Regions from separate parts of the Homo sapiens genome. Here region 1 is linked to region 2. A link is an interaction called in ENCODE POLR2A ChIA-PET data of the cell type or tissue named here. Cell type or tissue: OCI-LY7. All regions are shown on one strand. Each heading gives the region's core, and the rest is flanking DNA. Links, peaks and the distances in the headings are about the cores only.

The links. Peaks named below come from ENCODE experiments on the same cell type or tissue, not always from the same donor. Only the 100,000 strongest peaks of a DNase experiment are listed, where the experiment ranks them.
Region 1: POLR2A ChIA-PET joins it to region 2 with 12 read pairs; 3 of 35 experiments call an interaction of 5 or more read pairs at or near these places.

Annotation. Positions count from the first base shown.
Region 1 is chr12:68,810,570-68,818,569 of GRCh38, reverse strand. MDM2 (MDM2 proto-oncogene) reads right to left here. Exons shown (of 11, transcript NM_002392.6): 3 at 4,942-5,016; 4 at 1,625-1,758. Among named protein-coding and RNA genes, the nearest start is that of MDM2, 6.4 kb to the right of the region's middle. In OCI-LY7, for the core only: no CTCF peak of the experiment used is centred there; no DNase peak of the experiment used is centred there; H3K4me3 peaks cover 4,010 bases; H3K27ac peaks cover 4,064 bases.
Region 2 is chr12:68,698,248-68,708,917 of GRCh38, reverse strand. It overlaps NUP107 (nucleoporin 107), which reads right to left. Exons shown (of 28, transcript NM_020401.4): 7 at 8,065-8,192; 8 at 6,134-6,182. It also overlaps the pseudogene KRT8P39. Among named protein-coding and RNA genes, the nearest start is that of NUP107, 17 kb to the right of the region's middle. In OCI-LY7, for the core only: no CTCF peak of the experiment used is centred there; no DNase peak of the experiment used is centred there.

The DNA.
Region 1 (8,000 bases), core at 1-8,000, 110 kb before region 2:
TTATATGTATATTATAATATATAATATACAAATTATAATACAAATTAAGAAGCTAGATGAAATTTAAATATAGTACTATATTCATAACTAGGTTAAAACACACAGTTGCACATAATACACAAATGACTGGTAAAAATACCTTTTGTTAACAAACTACAGTCCTTTTTTTTCCTTTACTTTTCTTAGTTTTCTGTCATCTCCTAATGTTCAATAATAATATATACTATGTTTACAATAATAAGGTTGTTTTAAAGTTATAAAATCCCTTGCTCAGCTGAGGAAGTTATGTTTTTTAATAAAATAAAATCCCATTTAATTATCATCTTTTCAGCTATACTATTGAGCATTAAATACTAGCAGAAGCTAGTTAATTGTCTCAGGTGAACGTATTCATTCCATTTATTAATGTAATGAATGCTAAGGCTCAACACGGATTGCCTGTGCTAAACCAAATGTGACAAAGAATTCCAAATGTAGGCCGGGTGTGGTTGCTCACATCTGTAATCCCAGCACTTTGGGAGGCCATGGCAGGTGGATTACCGAAGGTTAGGAGCTCAAGACCAGCCTGGTCAACATCGTGAAACCCTGTCTCTACTAAAAATACAAAAATTAGGCATGGCAGCAGGCACCTGTAATCCCAGCTACTCGGGAAGCCGAGGCAGGAGAATCACTTGAACCCAGGAGACGGAGGTTGCAGTGAGCCAAGATCATGCCACTGCACTCCAGCCTGGGCCATAGAGCAAGACTCCCTCTCAAAACAAACAAACAAAAAAAAGAATAATTTTAGAAAAATATATATTAAAAAAATTTTTTTTTCAGATGCAGTTTTGCTCGTTGCCCAGGCTGGAGTGCAGTGGCGCAATCTCGGCTCACCTCAACCACAACCTCCACCTGCCTGGTTCAAGTGATTCTACTGCCTCAGCCTCCCGAGTAGCTGGAATTACAGGCATGCACCACCACACCCAGCTAATTTTGTATTTTTAGTAGAGACAGGGTTTCTCCATGTTGGTCAGGCTGGTCTCCAACTCCCAACCTCAGGTGATCCACCCGCCTTGGCCTCTCAAAGTGCTGGGATTACAGGTGTGAGCCACCGCACCAGGCCTATTTCTAGAAATATTACCTGGGTTAAATTCTGCTGGTTAAGTGCCATAATGATAGGTGACAATGAAAATGATCTCCAAAATAACTAAGGCTCAAATGTAAGCCTTTACCACGTGGTGGTATACTGTTTCTGGAATAAAAAGTTATAATAGCTACAGCTAATACTTGAATGCTTTGTATGTGCCCAAAACTATGCTTTTTTATACAACGTCTCTCTTCAAGAGCTTTAACCTCCACATGAAGTATTTAATTATCCCTATTTTATAAATGGGGAAGCAGGTTTAAAAAGGTTAATTTATCTAGTCACAAAACTAGTAAATGATTGGGCTAGGTTTCAAACACTGGTTTATAAGATGCCAGAGCTCAGGTTCTCAAATAATATGCCGCAGAGCTAAAAAATTAAGTTTCAGCATGTCTTTAATATGTTTCAACAGTTTTTCTCTGACAAAAGTGAATGAGGGTAGAGGTGAACTGAAATGTTAGCCCAGATGGCTTTTTACAATGGACTAAACTGAAGAATTACCTGTGCTCTTTCACAGAGAAGCTTGGCACGCCAAACAAATCTCCTAGAAGATCATTTGAACAATATACAATATGTTGTTGCTTCTCATCATATAATCGTTTAGTCATAATATACTGGCCAAGATAAAAAAGAACCTGAAATACAAATATGATTTCTGAGCATTAAAGAAAACTAAATGTTAGTTGTAAATACATTTAATAATATCCTATTTATCTGAATAGGGGTAAACAACCAGGAACCATATCCACAACTATGTAGAACAACCATTTTGTACTTAGAAGCTACTTTTGGCTGGGCGCAGTGGCTCACACCTGTAATCCCAGTACTTCGGGAGGCCGAAGCGGATGGATCACGAGGTCAGGAGATAAAGACCATCCTGGTCCCATCTCTACTAAAAATACAAAAGTTAGCCAGGCATGGTGGCAGACACCTGTAATCCCAGCTATTAGGGAGGCTGAGGCAGGAGAATTGCTTGAACCCAGGAGGTGGAGGCTGCAGTGAGCCGAGATTGCGCCACTGCACTCCGGCTTAAGCAACAGAGTGAGACTTCATCTCAAAAAAAAAAAAAAAAAAAAAAAAAAAAGCTACTTTTAAGCCTTTTCCATTTAATTTGACAGAAGCAGAAATAACTGCTTCTCTATTTACTTAAGCAAACCTTAAAATGTGAGGTTTTTTTCCTTGTAGACTTTAACTCTGCCCAGATACTTAGATACTAACATATTAGGAAGGGAAAAGGCAGCAAAATAAAAAACTGATAGCCAAAAAAGTTGCAGAAACAAAAATCAACTAAAATATGGCAGTGGTCTGGAGCCACTTAGTAAATAGTCATAAATACTATAAACCTCAATAGCCTCTGAGGTCACCAGAGGAGGAAGACAGAAAAACAATCAATCAATGACAGCTACAAAACAGTTTGAGAGAATTCTGAGAATGAAATAAACCCTCTAAGGTATCAATTTACTCCATATTATGATAAATAATCAAAATAATGACTTTGAACCATTAATAAAAGTTAAATTATATTCCCTGTGCTGCATTAAGACAAGAAGTTGGCAATACATTTTTAAGATATCCAGATATAAACCTATTAACAACTACCTAAATACATATGGCATTTTACAGTTTACAATGTACTTTTATAAGTATTATCTCATTCTGATATTTCATAAGATTATTATCACTGTATTAGAAATGAAGAAATTGCGTTGGGCACAGTGGCTCACACCTGTAAATCTAGCACTTTAGGAGGCCGAGGTAAGCAGATCCCTTGAGCCCAGGAGTTCCAGACCAGCCTGGGCAACATAGTGAAACTCCATCTCTACAAAAAAATACAAAAATTAGCCAGGCATAGTGGTACAAGCCTGTAGTCCTAGCTACTGCAGACACTGAGGTGGGAGGATCACCTGAGCCCACGAGGTCCAGGCTGCAGCGAGCAGTGATCATGCCACTGCACTCCAGCCTGGGCAAGAGAGTGAGAAACTGTCACATAAAAAAAAAAAAAAAAAAAAAAAAGAAGAAGAAACTGGCCCCAGCTCTTCTGACTCTTAATCCAACGCTCTTTTTACTACCCATACTAGCTTTCACTACCTTCCTGTGTGCCCCAGAACAAAGATCCTATAACTGAGAACTATATCAGACAATACATACACTACTGTTACATAGTTTAGCATAAGCATTCTAAGTCTTTATGATGGCCTTGGCCAATTTTCTCATTTCTATCTACTGCTAAATCCATACTTTTTTGTTTCCTTAACTGATTATCCAATGATAATAAGGTCAATCCCAAATTAGCCTTAAAAATACCATTTAACCTGGCCCTTTCCTACAAACACTGTCTTTGGATTTAACTGGCTAAGCAGGCATCGGCCTTAAAGGAATATTCTTATGTGACTGTGGATTGGACAGATTGCTGTCCAGCAGTGGGAAAGGAAAAAGGAAGAGAACTTAGATTTATTCTACCAAACATCCTTTAAGGAAGTTTCTAAAAGTATAGCTGGAGAGGAAAAAGAAAAATGGAAGCTCTTCCTGCCCCACTATACCGTTGTAAGAAAGAAACTTAAATGTTTTAAGTAATCTGAGTCCCATAAACTAAGTGGGAGAGACAGAGAACAGGCATATTTCAATCACACTGAAATTCTGCCTAAGGTTGCTCAATCTGTCACTGAAAATCATGCTTCTGTGCACAAATTTAAAGGTGGGGAATGCATTAAAATGCTGGAACCATTAGATAGAATATATGGTCATGAATCAGCTCACCTCTATCCCAGAAAGATCAGTATACTGTACTCATGTATCTCTAGTGCAGAAGTTCTTAACCTGGGATCCAGGGATGCCCAAGAAGTCCTTGGATAGAATTCAGGGGGTCCATTAATTTGGATGGGAAAAAAAAAATTCTATTCTTATTTTCACAAACTTCTAACTAGAATTTAGCTTTTCCTTCGATTATAAATGTAGGCAACAAATCACAACAGTATTAATACCTGTGATTTCATCACCAACAAAAATCAGAGGTGTTTTCCTATCATACTGTACTTATGGCAAACATTTCAAAATATGACTTATATTCCTCACTATATCAAGATAATATTTATTGGCCAGGCATGGTGGCTCATGCCTATAATCCCAGCATTTTGGGAGGCCAAGGCAAGTGGATCACCTGAGACTAGGAGTTCAAGACCAGCCTGGCCAACATGGAGAAACCCCATCTCTACTAAAAAGACAAAAAATTAGCCAGGCGTGGTGGCAGGTGCCTATAATCCCAGCTACTTGGAAGGGTAAGGCAGAAGAAGGGCTTGAATCTAGGAGGCGGAGGTTGCAGTGAGCTGAGATCGTGCCACTGCACTCCAGCTTGGGTGACAGAGCGAGACTTCGTCTCAAAAAACAAAAAAACATTATATTTATTATATCTTCTTCTAAATCTTAGTATTTATTATGTTAATAACAAAAGCACACATATCACAAACTAGTTTACTATTTTGGTAACCGTATTTTAGTATGTTTCCTTTGTAATTCTATACATTTTATTTCATACATTTAAAAACATGATTCTGGGAAGGAGTCTACCAAAGGGTTGACAGCATAAAATGGTCAAGCACCCTTACGGGGCTTCCATTTATCTGAGTTCCTAGCTGAGAAATGAAACTCGAGTATAATTAGAATTTTCAGCTTTAAAATATAGTCCAAACGACCACAAAATTAAATGTTGCTGCTTAATGAAAAATCCTTCTATATGGCCAATTTCTCCACATGGTCTTGAAAACTTTAAGTATGGCTACATGTAACTAGTGAGATACTACTTATCTCTTGATTCAGCTTACCTCTTTCATAGTATAAGTGTCTTTTTGTGCACCAACAGACTTTAATAACTTCAAAAGCAATGGCTTTGGTCTAACCTATAAAGAGAAAAGAACTGCTATTATACTTCCAAAATTATCCCAGAACTATAGGCCCTGCAGCAAACATATCCATCAAGTTCAATAAAGGGGATTTGGAAAAAATGCTGGGGAGGATCTAATCATTATGCAAGTATCATGGAATCATCAAGTATCAGTTGTGATCACAGACAGTATCCAATCCAAAAGAGCAAAGATTACTTTTTCCTTCAGCTATTTATATTACCTGCTTACTGCCTTACAAACAACCATAAATTACTGAGATCCAATGAGCTTACCGTACTGATCCAACGAGCTTATTGCAAGCTAACTTAGAGAATCAAAGAGAAATGAATAAATCTTTAGAGTGGGTCCTGTTATCAATCTTCTCTTTCTAAAGATTAGGTTCCTGAAGGCTAGAGAACCTAACTAACTAACCCAAGCTGACAAGGGTAATTAAGAACAGATCAGAGATAACAACCCAGGTCCCTCAACTACAACTCAGCATTTTCTTCCTACTATATCATGCTGCCTCTTAGTTAGTCTACATTTCAAATATCTACTTGACAAACATTTATTGAGCTTCTACTATGCACTGGACAGTGGTAGGTACTGCAAAAGAAATTACAAATAAGACATATGACCTGTATGCAAGGAGCCTGCCAACTAGATTAGGGGTCAATTTTTTTCTGTAAAGAGCCAGACTGTAAGTATTTTAAGCTTTTCATACAAATGGTTCTATCCAAGTAAAAAGCATGGCTACTATGTAAACCAACGGGCATGGTTGCATTCCAGTAAAATTTTCCTTACAGAAAGAAAGGCAGCTGGCTGGGAGAGGTGGCTCTTGCCTATAACCCCAGCACTTTGGGAGACAGTGCTAGAGGTTTGCTTGAGGCTAGGTGTTCAAGACCAGCCTGGGCCACACTGAGAGACTCCACCTCTACAAAAAAAATTTAAAAACTAAAACAAAAACAGGTAACAGGCCAAAGTTGGCTGACAGGCTAACATTTGCCTGCCCCTTATCTAGAGGTTTTACAAATGGTCTTGAGAAAAATAATTGTCATGGGGGAGGGGAATGTAATATACTATGCACTTTCTCCCTTCCTTTTGGTTTATCAAAATCTGCAAAACTCAAGTATCTTTACAGCTTGCCACTACCACACAAACTGGTACCTCTGCACCTCTCTTTAATATGCCCCGGTCCTCTGTCTAACTTTAAAATCTGACAGCACCCCCATTGGGGATGCCTTAAAAACAGATTTTTAAAAATTGCCTATTTCCAGCTAATCAATAAAACAAATATTATTTAACAATTGAAAAATTTAAAATACATATAGAATTGAATTATTAATTTTTCTGATCACTTTTTTTTTTTTTAACTGTGCTTACATATGCACTTTACTTTCAGGCTAAAGAATGGACTCTCTCAAAAAAGATTTAAAAATAACCTTTTTTCTCCTGAATTTTTATTATATGCTATATTAGCTTCAAATTAGATAAAATAATTCAAAGTAAAAATCTGTAATGGAAGCCAGGTGCAGTGGCTCAGGTCTGTAATCCCAGCACTTTGGGAGGCCGAGGCAGGCAGATCACCTGAGGTCAGGAGTGTGAGACCAGCCTGGCCAACACAGTGAAACTCCGTCTCTATTAAATATACAAAAATTACCCAGGTGTGGGCCAGGCGCAGTGGCTCATGCCTTTAATCCCAGCACTTTGGGAGGCCAAGACAGGCAGATCAGGAGGTCAGAAGTTCAAGACCAGCCTGGACAACATGGTGAAACCCTATCTCTACTAAAAGTACAAAAATTATCCGGGTGTGGAGGTGGGTGCCTGTAATCCCAGCTACTCGGGAGGCTGCGGCAGAATTGCTTGAACCCAGGAAGCAGAGGTTGCAGTGAGCCGAGATCATGCCACTGCACTCCAGCCTGGGCAACAGACCAAGACTCAGTCTCAAAAAAAAAAAAAAAAAAAAATCTGTAATGGAAAGCCATCAGTATATTAGTGACTTAAAAGACATGTATTAATGAGAAAACAGCTATAAAAGATAATAGCATTTGTAATCTTACATTGAAGAACAAGAAGGTAAATTACAGGTGAAGATCTAAATATTTAAAAAATTTAAATCTAGAAGAAAATATAGGAATATATTTGCAAGATCTTGGGACAGGAGAGTTCTTCCAAAGCATGATATGAAATTCAAAAGCCAACAAATTTTACTTCACAGAATTGTTCTCAATGGGGAAAAGACAACATAAAATTAAATGCTACATTAGTAAACAACAAAAGTTAAATATACTTGAAACACATAGAGCTACTCCAATTACTAAGAAAAATTTTAAAAAACTAAAAGGAAAATGGACAGATAAGACTAGGCAAGTCCCAGAAGAAATAAATGACTTAACAAAATGGAGGCCTGGTGCAGTGATTCACGCCTGTAATCCCAGCACTTTGGGAGGCCGAGGCAGGCAGATCACCTGAAGTTGGGAGTTCAAGACCAGCCTGACCAACATGGAAAAACCCCATCTCTACTAAAAATACAAAATTAGCTGAGCGTGGTGGCGCATGCCTGTAATCCCAGCTACTCCAGAGGCTGAGGCAAGAGAATCGCTTGAACCCGTGAGGCAGAGGTTGCAATGAGACAAGATCTCGCCATTGCACTCCAGCCTGGGCAACAGGAGTGAAACTCTGTCTCAAAAAAAACAAAAACAAAAACAAAAAGGAAAGGTGCCCAGCCTCACCAAGAAACTAGAGAAAAATGAATTTAAACAATGGTACAGTACCTTTTATCAAAAAAATAGTAATAATAATAAAAGAGGCCAGGCGCAGTGACTCACGCCTGTAATCCCAGCACTTTGGGAGGCCGAGGCGGGCGGATCACCAGGTCAGGGGATCAAGATCATCCTGGCTAACATGGTGAAACCCCGTCTCTACTAAAAATACAAAAAATTAGCCGGGCGTGGTGGTGGGCGCCTGTAGTCCCAGCTACTCGGGAGGCTGAGGCAGGG
Region 2 (10,670 bases), core at 1,368-9,367:
GCCAGGCATGGTGGCTCACACCTGTAATCCCAGCACTTTGGGAGGCCGAGGCAGGCAGATCACTTGAGGTCAGGAGTTCGAGACCAGTCTGGCCAAAATGGTGAATCCACATCTCTACTAAAAATACAAAAATTAGCTGGGCGTGGTGACGCAAGCCTGTAATCCCAGCTACTCGGAGGCTAAGGCACGAGAATCACTTGAACCCACGAGGCAGAGGTTGCAGTGAGCTGAGATCACGCCACTGCACTCCAGCCTGGGTGACAGAGTGAGACTCCATCCCAAAATAAAAAAAAAAAAACTGTAATACAGGGCTGAATACAGCCCTGTTACATGTTAGAAACTAAACATTTAAAAACGTTAAAATCCTTTATAGTCTATATAGAAGTTGATAAGTAATAAAAGCTAAGAGCAATCCAAGGCTCTTACAACTGACTTTAAAAGACAATTTAATACAAATATTAGCAAGTAATACTAAGCAGTATATTAAAAGGATAATATATTGTGACCAGTTCAAGAATGGGTCAAATTAATTAATTAATCCATTTTATCCATGGGTTAAAGGAGAAAAGCTACATGGACTTCTTGACAGGTACCAGAATATTTCATAAAAATATCTTCATAAATTTTACCTTGCCATTTTGATGTAAAAAATATATATATCCTCATAAGTTAGACTAACTGAAACCTCTAGCAAACATATAGTCGTCCCTTGGTATCCATGGGGGATTGGCTCCAGGACCCCTCGTGGATACCAAAATCTGTGGATGTTCAAGGCCCTTATATAAAATGTTGTAGTATATTTTATTTAATTATTTATTTATTTTTTGAGACAGAGTCTTACTCTGTCATCCAGGCTGGAGTGCAGTGGGCCTGATCTCAGCTCATTGCAACCTCTGCCTCCTGGGCTCAAGTGATTCTCATGCCTCAGCCTCCCAAGAAGAAGGGAGGTGCCTGCCACCACACCTGGGTAATTTTTGTATTTTTAGTAGAGACGGGTTTCACCATGTTGGCCAGGCTGATTTCAAATTCCTGGCCTCAAGCAGTCTACCTGCCTCGGCCTCCCAAAGTGCTGGGATCGCAGGCATGAGCCACCTCATCCAGCCAAAATGCTGTAGTATATTTTAAATCATCTCTATTGGACCTGGCTGTGATAAAAAAATAATGAACAACAACAACAACAAAATCATCTCTAGATTATGTATAATATCTAATATAATGTAAATGCTACATATGTAAATAGTTGTTATATTATATCACTTAGGGAATAAAGATTAAAAACATGTGCACATATTCAGTACAAACCCAATGATCTTTTATTTGAGACAGGGTCTCGCTCTGTCACCCAGGCTGGAGTGCAGTAGCACAATTACAGCTCACTACATTCTTGACCTCCTGGGCACAAGCGATCCTCCCATCTCAGCCTCACATGTAGATGGGACTAGGCATGCACCACCATGCCCGGCTAAGTTTGTCACTTTTTGCAGAGACTGGGTCTTGCTATCTTGCCCAGGCTGCTCTTGAACTCTGGGCTAAACTGAGCCTTCCACCTTGACCTCCCAAAGTGTTGGGATTACCGGCATGAGCCTCCACACCTGGACCATTTTTTTTTTCTTTTTTGACAGTTGGCAGAGCTAGCTGAGGTTTTATTTTGGAAAAAAAAATTGCATTGTTTTGTAGCTGTAGGCATGGGCAAGGGGGGTACCCCAGGCAGTAAACTCCCCCCACGGGTGGGCAGAGGGCTAGGGCTGAGCCTCAGGTGGGTCTCCTGTTCCCTGTGCTCCTCTGGACAGCAGCCTCTCTGGGGCAGCCGCAGAAGGGGTAGGCTAGAAGGGGCTGTCACGGCTGTTCACTTGGTCAGTACATCAGACGACTCAGACACTAGCTTTCCATCGTGGGTCTCGATCTTCACAATCACAGCCCTGGTGGAGCTGGTGCAGCTGAAGGAACTGGAGCCCGCACCAGAGCCAAAGCTGGAGTCCAGGCTGTAGCTGAGGCCAGGGCTTATGAGGCCCCCATAGGCCGAGCTCAGACCACCTGAATAGCCGCTGGTGGTCTTCGTATGGATACTCATGTTCTGCATCCCAGACTCCAGCTGGCTCTCCTCATCCTCCAGCAGCTTCCTTTAAGTGGTGATCTTGATGTCCAAGGCCAGCTTGAAGTTCATCAGCTCCTGGTACTCCCGCAGCTGCCGTGCCATGTCCTGCTTGGCCCGCCCACCTCCAGCTTGGACAGCTTGGTGTTGGCATCCTTAACTGCCAGCTCCCCATGCTGCTCAGCATCTGCGATGGCGGCCTCCAGGGAAGCCCTCTGGCCTTTGAGGCCCTCAATCTCATCCTGGAGCCGACTGATGTTCCTGTTCATCTTGGAGATCTCAGTCTTTGTGCACCACGGGTCATCCCATGCTTCCAAGCCAGCGTCTGCAGCTCCTCATATTTGATCTCATGCTCTCAGCCTCAGCCTGGTTGTGGTTGGCGATCTCCTCGTACGGTGCCTTGACCTCAGCGATGATGCTGTTCATGTCCAGGGAGCGACTGTTGTCAATGGACAGCACCACAGATGTGTCCGAGATCTGGGACTGCAGCTCCCGGATCTCCTCTTCATACAGTTGCCTGAGGAAGCTGATCTCTTCAGTAAGCCCTTCCAGGTGAGACTCCAGCTCTACCTTGTTCTTGTAAGCTTCATCCATATCCTTCTTGATGAGGACAAATTCATTCTCCATCTCTGTATGCTTTTTGATATCATCCTCGTACTTGTTCTTGAAGTCCTCCACCAGCCCCTGCATGTTATCAAGTTCCACCTCCAGCTTCAGCTTCTCTTGGCCCAGAGTGTACAGCTGCCAGCAGAAGTTTGTTGATGTAGCTCTCGAACATGTTGTCCATGTTGCTCTGAGCCGTCTTCTGCCGCTGCAGGGGCCTCCACTTGGTCTCCAGCATCTTGTTCTGCTGCTGCAGGAACTGTACCTTGTCAATGAAGGAGGCAAACTTGTTGTTGAGGGTCTTGATCTGCTCCTTCACCTGGGTGCACACAGCTTGGATGTTGGGGTCCACCTCCAGGTTAAGGGGGCTCAGCAGGCTCTGGTTGACCGTGACTGGGGTGATGCCTCCCCTACCACTGGCCCTGCCAAAGTCTCCACCCAGGCTACCCCGGAAACTGCTGCTGCCCATTCGGGAGAAGCTCGAGGAGCTGATGCAGGCACTGGGCCCACACATGTAGGAATGGCTACTGAAGGCCCTTGGGCCAGAGTTGGACACCTTGAAGGACTTCTGGGTCACTCTGATGGACATGGTGGAGGCAGGAGTGAAGGCAGGCAGGCTGAGCTAGGCGGAGATTCGAGAAGGAACAGAGAAGCTGCTTCTTGGTGATTCTTTTTTTTTTTTTTTTTTTTAAAGAATACTTTTGATCTGCAGTTGGTTAAATTCATGGATGTGGAACCCACATATAAGGAATTTCGGCTGACTATACTTAACTGTAAAGTGAGATACTCCCTTTAAAATCCAGAAGATGAGGAGTAAGAGTTCATTATTATTCAACTTTACTTTGAAAAGTCTAACTAACATAATAAAACCAGGAAAAGAATTAAGTTAGCAAAAAGTATGGAAAAACAGTCAAAGTCATCACTACTTGTAGATAACAGAATTGCCTGGAAAACCAGAGGAAACCTATTAAAACTAGTAAGTGAGCTCAATAAATAGCCAAATATGACAGTCTTCCTACATGTGCATTTGGAATGAAGTATTTGTGGGATAAACAAATTAAAAGATTGGAAAGATATTAAAAAATATTTTAAGTGAAAAAGTAGCCTTGGAGTTTGAGACCAGCCTGGGCAACATAGTAAGACACCCCATCTCTATAAAATATAAAAAAGAAATTAGCCAGGCATGGTGGTACACACCTGTAGTCCTCGCTACTTGGGAGGCTGAGGCAGGAGGCTCACTTGAGCCCAAGAGTTCGAGGCTGCAGTGAACTATGATCATGCCACTGCACTCTGGCCTGTGAGACAAAGTGAGACCATGTCCCCGCCGTGCTGGCCACCCCCCAAAAAAGAAAAAGAAACAAAAGAAAAAAAAAAGCAGTCTAACAGATATACATAAAATATTTATTATAAATATACATTATCTCCTTTTTTAACTATATATACTTGCTTCAAATATGAATTACTTTTGGGCGAGGCACGGTGGCTCACGTCTGTAATCTCAGCACTTTGGGAGGCCAAAACAGGTGGATCACTTGAAGCTAGGAGTTCAAGACCAGCCTGGACAACATGGTTAAAACCCTGTCTCTACTAAAAGTACAAAAATTAGCCGGGTGTGGTGGTGCATGCCTGTAATCCCAGCTACTAGGGAGGCTGAGGCATGAGAATCGCTTGAACCCGGGAGGTGGAGGTTGGAGTGAGCTGAGATCACGCCACTGCACTCCAGCCTGGGCAATAGAGCAAGACCCTATCTCTTAAAAAAAAAAAAGAATTACTTTTAAAAACAGAAAATATAAAGAAGTTAAACCCCAAAAAGGCATCTGATCTTGATGATTTAACAGGCATATATGTGTACATATTTTTTCAAAACAGATATAGCTGGTTTATTTTGGAAATAAGTCTCATCCAGAAATGTTACTTGCTGCATTTAAAAAACATCTGAGGCTATTTGCATGTTTCTTCCCCAAACCCTCAATCCAGCCAAGGCCAGTTTTACCACCCAAGGTCCTTTCAGGATCCCAGGCCTGGAGGCTGTAGAAGACAGCATTGAATCCTAAGGGCAAAAGAATGGTGTTTACTTGTCCAGAATTTCTCTCACACACATATATATGTATGAAGAAAAACATTCACTGCACTTTTTTTTTATTTTTTAGAAACGGGATCTCACTCTGTTGCCCAGGCTAGAGTGCAGTAGTATGGTTGTAGCTCACCGTAGCCTTGAACTCCTGGGCTCAAGTGATCCTCTGGCCTTAGCCTGACAAGTTGCTGGGACCACAGGCATGTGCCTCTACACCAAACTATTTACTGCATTATTAATGGCTACAGCAAAAATACCAGTAACAACCTAAATATGTCCGGCTGAATGTCTCAAAAAATTACAGTACATTTATACTCTGACATACTATGAAAAAATATGGTAAAAACCTACATAAATTTTAAAAAATCTAAGAAATAATAATTTTAAAACTCTCAGTATAAGCCGGGCACAGTGGCTCACACCTGTAATCCCAGCACTGTGGGAGGCTGAGGTGGGCGGATCACAAGGTCAGGAGATCGAGACCAGCCTGGTCAATACAGTGAAACCCTATCTTTACTAAAAACACAAAAATTAGCCAGGCGTGGTGGCACAAGCCTGTAGTCCCAGCTACTCGGGAGGCTGAGGCAGAAGTATCACTTGAACCCAGGAGGCGGAGGTTGCAGTGAGCCATGATCGTGCCACTGCACTCCAACCTGGGTGACAGAGTGAAACTTCATTTCAAAAAAAAAAAACAAACAAACTCTCAGTATAATGTATAAATGAAATCATATTATATGTTAAAAAACAAATGTGTGTGTGTATACAAGTATGTGAGTGTATGTTTATATATATGTATGTATCTATAAAGATGCATAGAAAAATGTCTGGTAGGATACATACCAAAACTGTTACACTAAATAGTCAGTGGGATAAAAAGGGACTTTTACCTCTAACTCTCTAATATAAATCAATATTTGATTATTTTATGAGACTGAACTTTTTATTTACTTGTAAAATTTTTAAAATGAAGAAACTCAAGATGGAAGGCTGAAAATAAAATCCTGGCTGGGCGCAGTGGCTCATGCCTGTAATCCCACCACTTTGGGCGGCCAAGGTGGGTGGATCACCTGAGGTCAGAAGTTCGAGACCAGCTTGGCCAACATGATGAAACCCCGTTTGCTATTAAAAATACAAAAAATTAGCTGGGCGTGGTGGGGCACGCCTGTAATCCCAGCTACTCAGGAAGCTGAGGTAGGAGAATCACTTGAACCCGGGAGGCAGAGGTTGCAGTGAGCCGAGATCACGCCATTGCCCTCCAGCCTGGGCAACAAGAGCGAAACTCCAACTCAAAAAAAAAAAAAATCCTATTAGTAACATTTTAATTTGTATGTATTTATAAAAGAAAAAATTAATATAAAACTTACAGTAACTGCGAATACACTTTCCTCTTCTAATGCAGACTGTATTCTGTCTCTGGGGAAAAATAAGACAAAATAAAAAAGCCTTATTTCACACGAATATAATGAACTTGCCACTGAGCATCTGAGAGAAGGAAAATTTGGCTAACTTCTTTTTAAAAATTTTTTATTATTTATTTTTTCAAATATGTATATCTGTATTTTTGTAAACAAAAATGGGACAACAGGCCGGGCACACTGGCTCATACCTGTAATCCCAGCACTTTGGGAGGCTGAGACAGGCAGATCACTTGAGGTCAGGAGTTTAAGACCAGCCTGGCGAACAACAGAGTGAAACCCCGTCTCTACTAAAAATAAAAAAAGTTAGGCAGGGCACGGTGGGTCACGCTTGTAATCTCAGCATTTTGGGAGGCTGAGGTGGGTGGATCACCTGAGGTCGGGTGTTCGAGACCAGCCTGGCCAACATAGTGAAACCCTGTCTCTACTAAAAATATAAAAATTAGGCCAGGTACGGTGGCTCTCGCCTATAATCCTAGCACTTTGGGAGGCCGAGGTGGGTGGATCACTTGAGGTCAGGAGTTTGAGACCAGCATGGCCAACATGGCAAAACCCTGTCTCTACTAAAAATATAAAAATTAGCCAAGCGTGTTGGCATGCGCCTCTAATCCCAGCTACTCGGGAGGCTGAGACAGGAGAATCGCTTAAACCTGGGAGGCGGAGGTTGCAGTGAGCCGAGATCACACCACTGCATTCCAGCCTGGGCAACAGAGCGAGATTCCATCTCAAAAATAAAAATAAAATAAAAATACAAAAATTAGCTAGGCATGGTGGCCAGCATCTGTAATACCAGCTACTCAGGAGGCTGAGGCAGGAGAATCCCTTGAACCTCAGAGGCGGAGGTTGCAGCGAGCCAAGGTTGTGCCACTGCACTCAACCTGAGCAACAGAGTGAGACTCTTTTTCAAAAACAAAACAAATGGCAGAGGGGACATCATTTATATATTAATATGAAATCCAGTTTTCATATAACAATATGTCATGAATATCTTTCCATGTCAATGAATATACACAAATGGTTATTTATTTATTTATTTAAATTATTATTTTTTTTTTGAGATGGAGTCTCACTCTGTCACCCAGGCTGGAGTGCAGTAGCACAATCTCGGCTCGCAACCTCTGCCTCCGAGGTTCAAGCGATTCTCCTGCCTCAGCCTCCCAAGTAGCTGGGATTATAGGTGCCCACCACCACGCCTGGCTAATTTTTGTATTTTTAGTAGAGACAGCGTTCTACTGTGTTGGCCAGGCTGGTTTTGAACTCCTGACCTCAAGTGATCCACCCACCTTGGCCTCCCAAAGTACTGGGATTACAGGCATGAGCCACTGTGCCCAGCCCACAAGTGCTAATTTAAAATGGCTGCAAGTTATTCTGGTTCTAACAGAGCTGCTGTAATTCATTTAGCCAATTCCTTAGTAGTAGTTTTTAATTTTTTGAGATTTAAAAGTTTTATTCATATGTGGTTGTATATATTTCTCATTATTTTCTTAGGTTAAATTTCTAGGCATAAAATTCCTAGATTCAAGGATATGTACATGGTATAATCTTCGCCTTCTGGAAAATTTGGTTAACTTCTTTCAAACTTCCATATTACATGAAGTCTAACTTTCAGCTCTTTTCTTAATTTAGCCTAAGTATTGCACTATTTTTAGTACTTTCCTTAAGTCTTTACACACATCCAATTTTGGTAACTACCAGCCTTATGATCTGATATCTTCCTCTTCCCTCTTGACTCACTCTTGACAACTAAGGTATTCGAAATGATAAGCATCAAAAATAGCAAAACCTATTTCCAAGCACGACCTACCCTAACTTTTAAATTAATTTGCCTGTTGGTTTATTACCTTATGTTTATTTCACTTATGAATTCTAGACGCCATTACCTATACAAAGAAGCCAGCAGCCTCCATGTGACCATCTCCTGTTGAAGAAGCCAGAGCATACTGGCTGTTTTTGAAAATTTTTGAAGTCCAGGTGTTGCTCGACTCACTATTTTACTCAGTATATTCACCTGAATAAAAAACACAGATGTAAAGAGGTTAATTTTCTACAATTTTGAGTCACTGATAAGTTTGTATTTGAATAGAGTGCTAAAATAATTGTATTTAATAAGTATATATTATAAAATTGCCTTCTCTATTTTGTCTTTTTAAATTAAATGTAATGTAATGTTCCCACTAGAAATGGATCTAATTTGGAACAAGGTGTGTTTATCTGAGTATATATATAAGTCTAACATACTCTTGATTTCAGATCCAACAGTGGCAGTGATGGATATATTTTTTTCTCCCTGTATATCTACCCAGAGGATAAGTTAAATCAAACCTATACCTGGAAAAATCATAACATAAGCCAACATTTTAGCAATTAAAATTTAAAAAGTTATCTTAAAATTGTGTTTGAAAATTTATATCAGGTAACTAATCAAGAAAGATATTTTCCTAAGATTGGCACCAAAAACATTATCATTTCTAAACAAAACATCACCAAAGTCCTTCCTCATTCCAAAATAGTGGTCTTAAACCTTTTCAGAGGCTGGGCGTGGTGACTCACGCTTGTAATCCCAGCACTTTGGGAGGCCGAGACAGGTGGATTGCTTGAGGTCAGGAGTTTGAGACCAGCCTGGCCAACATGGTGAAACCCCATCTCTACTAAAAATATAAAAAATTAGCCAGGCATGGTGGTGTGTGCCTATAATCCCAGCTACTCAGGAGGCTAAGGCAGGAGAATCACTTGAACCCAGGAGGCAGAGGTTGCAGTGAGCAGGGATCCTGCCACTGTACTCCAGCTGGGGCGACAGAGTGAGACTCTGGGGAGAAAAAAACAAAAACAAAAACAAAAACACCTTTTCAGGACTGAGGCACATGTAAAAATCTAATAAAAGGCATGAATGGTCCCCCTAGAAACATACACACAATTGTTTATCAGGAGGTTTAACGACCCAGGGTAAAGAAAATCTTTCTCAAAGGTTACTAACAGTACCTCATTATCTTGTCAAGATGAATTAAGGAAGAAGACTGCTCTCATTCAGAACACCACAATGGGTTTTCCCACCCCTTAATAAGTATTCACAAAGTAATGTTACTACTGTCTTAAGACTAGTACTTCATAAAAGTGTTATCTGTACTTCATTCATTACATTCTCAGCTGGAATCCTGACTCCAGTGATTCACTAAGTGTTATTTAATGAAGCTACTGCATTTATAATAGAACAATTCAGAGGTCAATTATTGAAACATTAAATGATAAAAAGTTGTCTATTACTATTATTTCAATTATTACTGAATGCAGTATTTTCTTGAAGTCTTTTCCTCTTTCTAAAAATAGACTTCTTTAGTGTAGTTTTATTTTATTTTATTTTGAGACGGAGGAGTCTCACTCTGTTGCCTAGGATGGAGTGCAGTGGCAGAATCTCAGCTCGCTGCAACCTCTGCCTCCCGGGTTCAAGCGATTCTCCCACCTCAGCCTCCCGAGTAGCTGGGATTACAGGTGCCCACCACCACACTCCACTAATTTTTTTGCATTTTTAGTACAGATGAGGTTTCACCATATTGGCCAGGCTGGTGTTGAACTCCTGACCTAAGGTAATCTACCTGTCTTGGCCTCCCAAAGTGCTGAGATTACAGGTATGAGCCACTGTGCCTGGCCTAGCTTTAAATTCCCAGCAAAATGGGGCAGAAAGCAGAGTACCCAAATATCTCTTCCCCCACACAATCCCAGCCTCCCTCACCATCAATATCTAACACTAGAATGGTATATCTGTTACAACTGAGGAACTTATATTGACACATCATTATCCCCCAAAGTCCATAGTTTACATTAGGATTCATTCTTGGTGGTGTACATTCCATGAATTATGATAAATGTATACTGACATGTGTCCCCCATTATAGCATAAAGAGTGGTTTCACTGCCTTAAAAATCCTGTGTTCTACCTATTCATTGCTCCCTCGCAACTAACTCCTGGCAACTGATGATCTTGTCACTGTTTCCAAGTTTTGCCTTTTCCAGAATGTCATATAGTTGTAATCATATAATATGTAGCCTTTTCAAATTGGCTTCTTTCACTTAGCAATATGCATTTAAGGTTCCTCCATGTTTTTTCATGGCTTGATAGCCAGTTTCTTTTCAGCATTGAATAATGTTTCACTGCTCAGATGTACCAGTTTATTCATTCGCCCACTGAAGGATATCTTGGTTGCTTTCAAGTTGTTACGAATAAAACTGTAATAAACGTCTGTGTAGGTTTTTGTGTATACAGTTTTCAACTCACCTGGGTAAATATCAAGGAATGAGTTTGCTGGATCATATGACAATAGTATGTTTAGTTTTGTATGAAACTGCAGACTGTCTTCCAAAGTAGCTATAGTTGTTTGCATTTCCACCAGCAATGAATGATAGTTCCTGTTGCTCCACATCCTCTCCAGCATTTGGTGGTGTCTTTTGGATCTTCATCATTCTATTTCTTTTTTTGTTTGTTTTTGCAGAG